Regions from separate parts of the Homo sapiens genome. Here region 1 is linked to region 2. A link is a loop called in an ENCODE intact Hi-C map of the cell type or tissue named here. Cell type or tissue: breast epithelium. All regions are shown on one strand. Links, peaks and the distances in the headings refer to the core of each region. The heading gives the core; the rest is flanking DNA.

Region 1 (4,392 bases), core at 123-4,122, 500 kb after region 2:
GAGTGGTAGGCCTGACCCAATGTGGACTTTTTTGGTTAGAATTAATTACCTGTACCCGCTGGAAAGTTGTTGTGGTGCTCATGTTTTATTTTGTCTGTTTCCTTGGGAGGCAAAGGAATATAAGTTGGGTTACAGAGTAATCACATTGACATAATAATAAAGTGGACAATAATAGTCACGTGTATACTTGTTATGTGTAGATAAGGTATTTTTGTGAGGTGGGAAGGAACACATACTGTTACCCCCAGTTTTTCATGTGTGGGTACCAAAATACAGAGGGCAACTAGCTCAGCCTCGCACTTAACGTCTCATGACATTCACTGGCCCCCATGGCCGTGCCTGCAGAGCTGGTCTGCAGGGAGATGGCGCAGTGGCAAACCTTGGTCTTTTCTCAGTTTTGCTCTTCATGTGCCGAGTGCCCAGATGCCAGAACCTTTACCTTCCCTTGACTTAATTTACCTCTTTATCAAATAGAGGGGATAATTTCTAAATCATGGTAGAAGGAAATGGCGGACTTGGAGTTGTCGGGAGAAGAAGGAGAAGATCTGAGCCGTTGTCCATTCTATTGCTGTACTCCAGAGAAAGCAGCTGGGTGTGGCCGGTTACCATAGGTGCCAAGCCCTATTCTGTCATGGTTTCTGGTTGTTTATTGAAGGAACCAGAAATTGTTGGCAGTTCCCCTCATTGACACTACCTTGGCATCTAGAGCTTTAAAAAAATCACTCGTGACTGGGCACGGTGGCTCACGTCTGTAATCCCAGCACTTTGGGAGGCCAAGGTGGGTGGATCACCTGAGGTCTGTAGTTTGAGACCAGCCTGGCCAACATGGTGAAACCCCGTCTCTACTAAAAATATGAAAATTAGCTGGGCATGGTGGTGGGCGCCTGTAATCCCAGCTGCTCAGGAGGCTGAGGCAGGAGAATCGCTTGAACCCAGGAGGCGGAGGCTGCAGTAAGCCGAGATCATGCCACTGCACTCCAGCCTGGGTGACAGAGTGAGACTCCATCCCCCACCCCCACCCCCCAAAAAGAAAGACCATGAAGGGAGTTAACTGAGTAGTGCCTTACGAAACAACCAGTGAGACTCACTTTGTGGGAGGAGAAACAGGGAAAAGGGGGAACTAAGAAGAAATACACAACACCTTGCCCAATGTTCAGCACATAGGTGCTCGATAGACACTTCATTCTTTTTATTTATTTATTTATTTATTTTGAGAGAGGGTCTCACTGTATTGCCCAGGCTGGAATGCAGTGGTATGATCATAGCTCACTGAAGCCATGATCTCCTGGGCTCAAGCAATCCTCCCACTTCAGCCACCTAGTACCTGGGACTACAGGCACGCACCACCACACTTGGCTTATTTATTTTTTTTATTTTTAGTGCAGACAAAATCTTGCTATGTTGCCCAGGATGGTCTCGAACTCCTGGAGCGATCCTCCTGCCTCAGCCTCCCGAAGTGCTGAGATTACCGGCATGAGCCACCACACCTGGCCAATACTTCATTCTTCATTGGTGGAAAAGATTGTAGACTTCTAAGCATTTTCCAAATAAAAAAGCTATGATTTGATTTCCAACTTTTAAACATTGCATGTCCTTTGCCATTTACTACATTCTCCAAAAAAACCTTGAAATGAAGAAGGCCACCCTTAAAATACTTCAGAGGCTGAAAATATGATTATTACATTGGAATCCTTTAGCCTATGTGATATTTCTTTAACTTTGCACTTTCAGGCCCAGTAAAGCCAAAATCAGGGTAACCAATGTCATTTTACAAAATGTTAAAACCCTAATTGCAGTTCCTTTTTTAAATTATTTTAAAGATTACTTAACAACATTAGACAGTGCAAAAAAAGAAGCAAGGAAAGCATTCTTAATTCTACCATCCTAAAACAGCAAGTAATTTCATTTTTAATATTCCCTTCCAGTTTTAGACAATGTGCATACATATTTTTGTCCATGTGCCCCACAGTGACCATCATGGTGAACTTATCATTTTTTACCAGATATAACATGTAAGGCAGATGAGAAGGAGATGAGAACCAAAGAAAATAAATAATAATCCCTTCAGTCAGTGGCAGCCCAAACGGCAGCTGTTAGTGGGGCTGCCTAAGATAAGGTAGGCATCTCTCTCCTCCCAGCTAGGAGTACTGACCAGCCTGGGGGACTGGTCCCAGGGTAGGCACTGGTGATAACTTCATAACCATTCACACTGAGGCTGGGCTCACCTCTGTCTCAGCCCCTGCTTCCCCGTGAACCCAGGCCCAGCCCTGCATTGGGAGCTGCCCAGAGTAGGTGCAGTCACTGAAGCAGGAGTGTGGCCGCGATGCCGGCAGTGAGCCATGCCAAGCTCATTGAAAGCAAGCGGACTTCCTGTGGCCCCTGCTGCTCTCAGTGGGATGTGGACAGTGCTTGTACCTGTGGAAGATGGCACCATCCCACAAAAGAGAACACACTCAATGTCTGTGCACAGCACTCCCTTATCACCGGGAGATGTTGCTGTTCTTTCCCCGCGTTTCCAGTAGAATGCCCAATAACAACAGCAACCACATCCTCCATCAGGTTTCAGGCTTTTGGGAGTCACAAAGTGCTCTCGCATGCATTAGCTCACTAGATCTGCACAGCAACTTCAGGAGGCCACCAGGGTAATCTCTATTAGCCCCACATCAGGCAAAAGGGCAAGTGAGACTTGGAAAGATGAGACAATGTCCTCGGTCACAGAATGAAAGTTCAGTGGCTCTTGGACCTAATGGCCATTCGGGAAAAGGTCGTAGCCTCCTCTGCCCGGCAACATGCAGGGGCACAGACGTCCCCTTGTCCATGCTGTTTAGCAAGCAGCCTTGCCAGGCATGTGCACAGGAGTAAGTAGGGACCTTTCCAGCCGGGCATTGGTGAGCAGGGCGTGGAGTTGCTGATAAGGGAGTCTAGCAAAAGGATGTTTAAAAATAAATGAGTCTTGCCCATGATGGAAAAGGTTTGCTCGTCAGCAGGATTGCTTGTCAGCAGGACTACAGATCCAGGTATGCAGTGTCTTTTTGCTGCTACCATTTCTGTCTCGTGTTATTAAAAAATAATATATTGATTACTGCTACTTCAGTTTGCTCAGCTTAAGAAAGCTATTTATTTTTGAAAAGTGGCAAAATGAGGAAATGACTTTCACTTGGCATAGCTTCTGACACACTTTTTGGAATCTCAGAGCCTACCCTCTACCCCTTCACCCATTTCTTGTGGGTTGAGAAAAGGAGCATACCAGTTCAGTATTATTTTAGCAACAGAAGCACTTCCACTTTGGCTATTTTTAGCATGTCAGGTGCCCTCTGCCTGCCATGAACTTGGTATATTCAAGTGTTTAATTCAGCGGCCTCTCTCATTTGAAAGGGAGACTGTTCCAGCACTCTGCCCACCATAGCTCCACTTTTACAGCTGCTCGTAAATTTCTGAACATGCAGAGATATCTTTAGCTGTGACTCCAGATATTTCCTGTTGAGCTGCAAGATGCAATCCTGCAAGCACACTGAGGCTAAATATACCCTCTCAGTCCAGGATTCAGCCAAATAAACAGGGGCAGCATCAACATGATTTTTTTAATCCAATGCTGAACAGGATTTTTTAGTTAGATTAATTAAGCAATTCTGTTTATTTTGGCAATTGAAGTCATTTCGGCTCCCCCTGAACCTTTAACACCTAAGCATCATTTTCTCTCCTGATTGAAGAACTGACCAGAAGCCCTGGTGCAGGGAACTCACATGTTTGAATACCGTGTGCCTCTTTAGCTCCGTACTTCTCGTTGCTTAAACAGATGGCCCCCTCAGCAGCCGACTCCGAGCAGCTGCCTTGTTCATTCTCACAGAATCCAGACTCCTCTTCAGCTTTGCCTAGGGCCTTAGTCATTCAAGGGAGAATAAACTCTAGGATTCCCTATCAGGAATGTATCCTTTGGGGACTTGACAAAGGAAAAGAATGTTAAAATCTTTCCAGGTGTAATCCTGTGGCAGGAGGAATCTCCTCTGTAGAGTTAAGTTCTTGTCCACAAGGATGCAGATCTTTCAATCAGACCCTAAAAAGTTAGATTGTCATCCCTGGATAAGTCCCTGGGTTCCTGGAGAAAGTTCTATTCCTCCTGAATCTTTAGGACAAGCAGTATCCACCAAATACCACTGGTCAGTTTCCCTTTAACCAAGATCAGCCAGTTGCAGGCCTTCATAGACCAGGAAGACACTGTGCCAAGAGAAGCCAGAGGAAACAATGTCAGGAAGCCTAACTTTGGCACATAGACACGAAATATGCACACGCACCCCCTCTCCAGCCCTCCTCAGGAAAGAAAGGGGGGCTTTCTTTCCTCCATGGGCTGTGCCTGGCCACACCCCACCAGATTAAAGCCCCGTCAGATGGTTG
Region 2 (4,392 bases), core at 234-4,233:
CTCCCTTCCTCCCTTTTTATTTTCTTTTAGTACCTAGACACAGGAAAACTTAATCTTTGGGAACCAGCACATTTCTGAATACAGCGTAATTATAGATTAAATTTTGAAAGACTTAATGGCTCTTTATTTTGTCTTGATTTTGTCAGTCTAGACTCTAACACCTTTACCACTAATATATTCTAATATATTAATAGAAGGAAACTGAACTCAGGCCCCATCCCCATGTTAGAGACTGATTGTGCCCTCTCAAATTTAATGTTGAGGTTCTTCCTAATCCCCAATGTGATGGCATTAGGAAATGGAGCCTTTGGGAGATAATTAGGTAATGAAGGTGTAGCACCTCACTCTCTGGGGTGCCCTTATAAAACGAAGACTCCTGAGAGCTCTTAGCCCTCTTTTTAGTTACCAACACAGAAAAGGGCCTTCACCAGAACCTGACCATACTAGCACCCTGATCTGCTACTTCCAGCCTCCAGGTCTGTAAGAAATAAATTTCTGTTGTTTATAAGCCACCAAGTCTATGATATTTTTGTTACAGCAGCCCAAGCTGACTCACACCCCCAAGAAAGCTGTCTCTACTTGCCATCTTCCCCATGGCTATCAGGCAACACAATCATCTTCTAGGTATGACATTATTACCCACAAAGTTTTTCTGCAACTTCTCCGTTTCCATCTTTGGCCATGTCAGGGAGTAAATAGACGCTCTCCCTCCCTAAACAACAGGACTTAACAGCAATCAAATCAAAGATTGGGCCTCAGAATTAATTGTACCAGGCCTACCCAGCAGAGAGCAGGAGCCCTTGAGACCATGGTTCAGCTGGGGAGACAGCCCTGGACAGAGCAGAGGGCACCTCTGCCAAAGTAGGTCCTCCAGCCCTGGCTGCCTTAGTCTTTCCACCAATCCCTGGAAAAGAGGCTTTTCTGGTGTGATCTAGCTCCCACAGCGGGAGAGAGAAGAGTTCACATGCACAAAAGATGGTCTCCTCTTGAAGTTAAGTGTGCTACAGAGATGGGACAGATGGCCACATCTTAATCAGAAACTAGACTTCAAGATTATTGAGGGTAGTGTTAAATCAAGTTTAACCTAAAGCTAAAGGTTGCTCTGTACATCGTGAACTATAGCCTACATGGAAGTAAACAAACTGTAGTCTACTCTTGTGCCAATCACCAAATTTTGATCAATCAAATGTGGCCAGATGTTTAAACCATGTTCAAATAAGGCAAATGCTGAGCTATAACCAATCCAGCTGTTTCTGGACCTCACTTCCATTTTCTGTAAGTCAGTTTCCCTTTTCTGTCCATAAGTCTTCCACCACGTGGCTGCGCTGAAGTCTCAGAGCCTATTGTGGCTCAGGAGGCTGCCCGATTTGCAAATTGTTCATTGTTCAATAAAACTCTTCTAATTTTAGTGCCACTGAAGTTTTTCTTTTAACAGAAGATACATGCAATATACCGAAATGCTCTGACCACCACATAAGCATTTAAATACCCGGCTAAAAGAGAACAGGCAAACTGAGAGCAAGTGAAATACCCTTTCTTTGGGTTCTGATTTCCTTGACTCAGGGACCGACTTTTGGGAACTACAACCATTATGATTATGCTGAGCTTAGCTCCAAAAACCTATCACAGCTAAACCTCCTTTTTAAAACAACTGTTTTATAATGGCCTTTTAATATCCTCAATAAAATTAATATGCATAACTCATCCTCATACATTTCAAGAAGAAATCAACACAATGCCCTAACTGATATAAAAGAGACACAACATTATTTATAATAAAATCATGTGCATTTCAATATATATATATTCACGCCCAGGCATAGCTACGCTAGAAGTCACAATCAAGTCATGAGGCCTCATGATGCGTAGAGGCCTTAGAAACATAATAGTTACAAATGCAGCTCCGACAGGTCATTGTTTTTGTCATCAGTGAGGTGACTTTCTGAAATGGGGAACCACTCCTGACAGCACTCTAAACGAAGCAGAGCATAATCTTCTTGATTGGTATGATCATTCAAAATTCAGTGTATGTGAAAACAATGCAAAAAGAACTCATGAAATTTTTTAAAACTGAGTTAGATTCTAAGTTCCAATAATATTAGGTTTTTCACCTATCGGGATGTGTACATCCCAGATGAGAACACTCAAAAGTCATGTGGGATACAGGATGAATTGTTTTGGTTGGCCTCCACCCACTAAATGATAGTAGTATCCCTATCCTTGTAACCACCAAAAGAAGTCCCTGCCAATGTCCAAAATGACCTCAAGGGCATCGAAACCATTCTCTCAAGTGTTTCTCAGCTAGTCTTTTTGAATGTATTCTAACTGCTAGGAACTTAAGAGTGCTAGGAACTAAGATCTTTATACGTATGAAGGTCTAGGTACAATTATTATTTCCCTGTCACACATAAGGAAACCAAGGCACAAAGAGGTAAAGTAACTTCCTAAGGTCACAGAACAAGGTTGCAAGTTGGGGTGGGAGGCAAAAGTAAGCAGTCCAGAACCCACATTAACCACCACTTCCTTCCAGTCATGGTGGCAGGCACCTATAATTCCAGCAACTCAGGAGGCTGAGAAGGGATGATCACTGGAGCTGGAAGTTCAAGACCAGCCGGAGCAACATGGTGAGACCCCCATCTCTAAAAAACATGTTTTTAAAATTAGCTGGGCGTGGTGGTGCATGCCTATAGCCCCAGCTACTCAGGAGGCTGAGGCAGGAGATTTGCCTGAGCCCAGGAGTTCAAGGCTGAAGTGAACAGTGATTGTACCACTGCACTCCAGCCTAGGCAACAGCAAGCGACCCTGTCTCTTAAAAAACAAAACAATTACCACTCCCTTGCTTTATTTGCCTCTTCATTTGTGAGACTTTTCAACCTGTTTCCTACTGATAGGTCTAGGTTCTGACAAGATGAAAAAGACCTCCAGACAATCCCAGAAGACTCTATTGACTTATTCTGTCCTGTTTCTCTTTCTAAGCATGAAAATCCAGCAACACGGTTTCCACAGGCTCCTGAAAGTGTCCTCGGAGCTCGGTTCTTAGCTCACCTCTGTGACCCTTCCTGAGTTTGCTTTTCACCCATGGGTTGCTGACCTATTTCACCCATTCGGGGTGATATGATAACTAAGCCAAGTAAAAGGGGCATAATTTACTGCCTGCCCCTGCTTTTCCAATTATCCCATTTGAGCCTCGCTAATCTTTTCCTCACCTCTCTCACCTCTCCTCACCTCACCGAGTTCTTCCATTTGCTCTGTCAGACCACTGGGTATAGTGATGATAACCTGCTTTCACTCCCGGTGTCATCTCAAACAAAGGCCTGCTTCACCAAATGGGGTGTTTCAGCAGCGAGCAGCTCACCTCTCACCCACAGCTGCTCTGCACGTGGCTCAGGGAGAGTCTCTGAGCACAGATGTGGAATGCAGAGTCCCCGGCCTCATGCTCACCCTTCTTTTAGCTGTACATCAGCAAATTCTAGTTGGCTTACCTGTGCAAGTTGGTTGGAGTCTCTGTAACACTGATGGTCCTAAATTGCTCTGTGGAAGACAAGGTCTCATGCTTCTCACAGGAACATCATTGCCAAGCAAGTAAACATAAGTCACAAGGTCTTTGAAAATTTGCTAGGTACTCTGGCCATGAGCTCCACTAGACTTCCCTCCAAGGATGACATCCAGCTGTATGAGATAGTTTAAAGAGATGCAAATGCACCCAAACAGGATTATGCACAGGATTTTAATTTGCCTGTGCCTAAACAGTTACTCTAAGAAAATTTTCAAATCAACACTTTGGTGTTATTCTCTGATATGGTTTGACTCTGTGTCCCCACCCAAATCTCATCTCGAGTTGTGATCCTCAGGGTTGGAGGGGGGGCCTGGCAGGAGGTGATTGGATCATGGGGTGGTTTCTAATGGCTTAGCACTATCTACCTGGGGCTGTTTCCTGATAGAAGTCTCAAAAGATCTGGTTGTTTGAAATTCTGAAGCACCTCCCCCTTCACTCTCTCTCTCTCTCTCTCTCCTGCTGCCATGTAAGAGGTTCTTGCTTCCCCTTCGCCCCTCCGCCATAATTGTAAGTTTCCTGAGGCCTCCCCAGCCAAGCCTCCTGTACAGCATGTGGAACTGTGTGTCAATTAAACCTCTTTTCTTTATAAATTAGCCAGTCTCAGGTAGTTCTTTATAGCAGTGTGAGAACCGACTAATACGTTCTCTCATAGCTATTTCTTCCCCCACCTCGCTTTCCTCTGCTCCTATTCAAGGAGCCACTATCATTGAGCCCAACACTCTATAGCAGAAACAGGAGAAGATATAGAAAGACAAGCAAAGAGAGAAAGCACAGCACAAAAGGACTGTAGGGCAGTGTTTTGGAGATTATAGTTTTAATCCAATGTGCCAAAGATA

Evidence for each region. Hi-C counts contacts between places; a loop is a spot of excess contacts. Peaks named below come from ENCODE experiments on the same cell type or tissue, not always from the same donor. Only the 100,000 strongest peaks of a DNase experiment are listed, where the experiment ranks them.
Region 1: a loop joins it to region 2, with 2.9 times the contacts of the local background. A loop is called at or near these places in 2 of 110 quality-filtered maps.

Annotation. Positions count from the first base shown.
Region 1 is chr4:139,762,807-139,767,198 of GRCh38, reverse strand. All of the region lies in intron 2 of MAML3 (mastermind like transcriptional coactivator 3), which reads left to right. It overlaps LOC124900781 (a long non-coding RNA gene), which reads right to left and starts at 4,143. Exons shown (of 2, transcript XR_007058276.1): 1 at 2,416-4,143. In breast epithelium, for the core only: no CTCF peak of the experiment used is centred there; no DNase peak of the experiment used is centred there; H3K4me3 peaks cover 1,585 bases; H3K27ac peaks cover 1,861 bases.
Region 2 is chr4:140,262,435-140,266,826 of GRCh38, reverse strand. It overlaps a transcript of SCOC not described here. Among named protein-coding and RNA genes, the nearest start is that of SCOC-AS1, 110 kb to the left of the region's middle. RefSeq lists an enhancer at 1-68. In breast epithelium, for the core only: no CTCF peak of the experiment used is centred there; no DNase peak of the experiment used is centred there.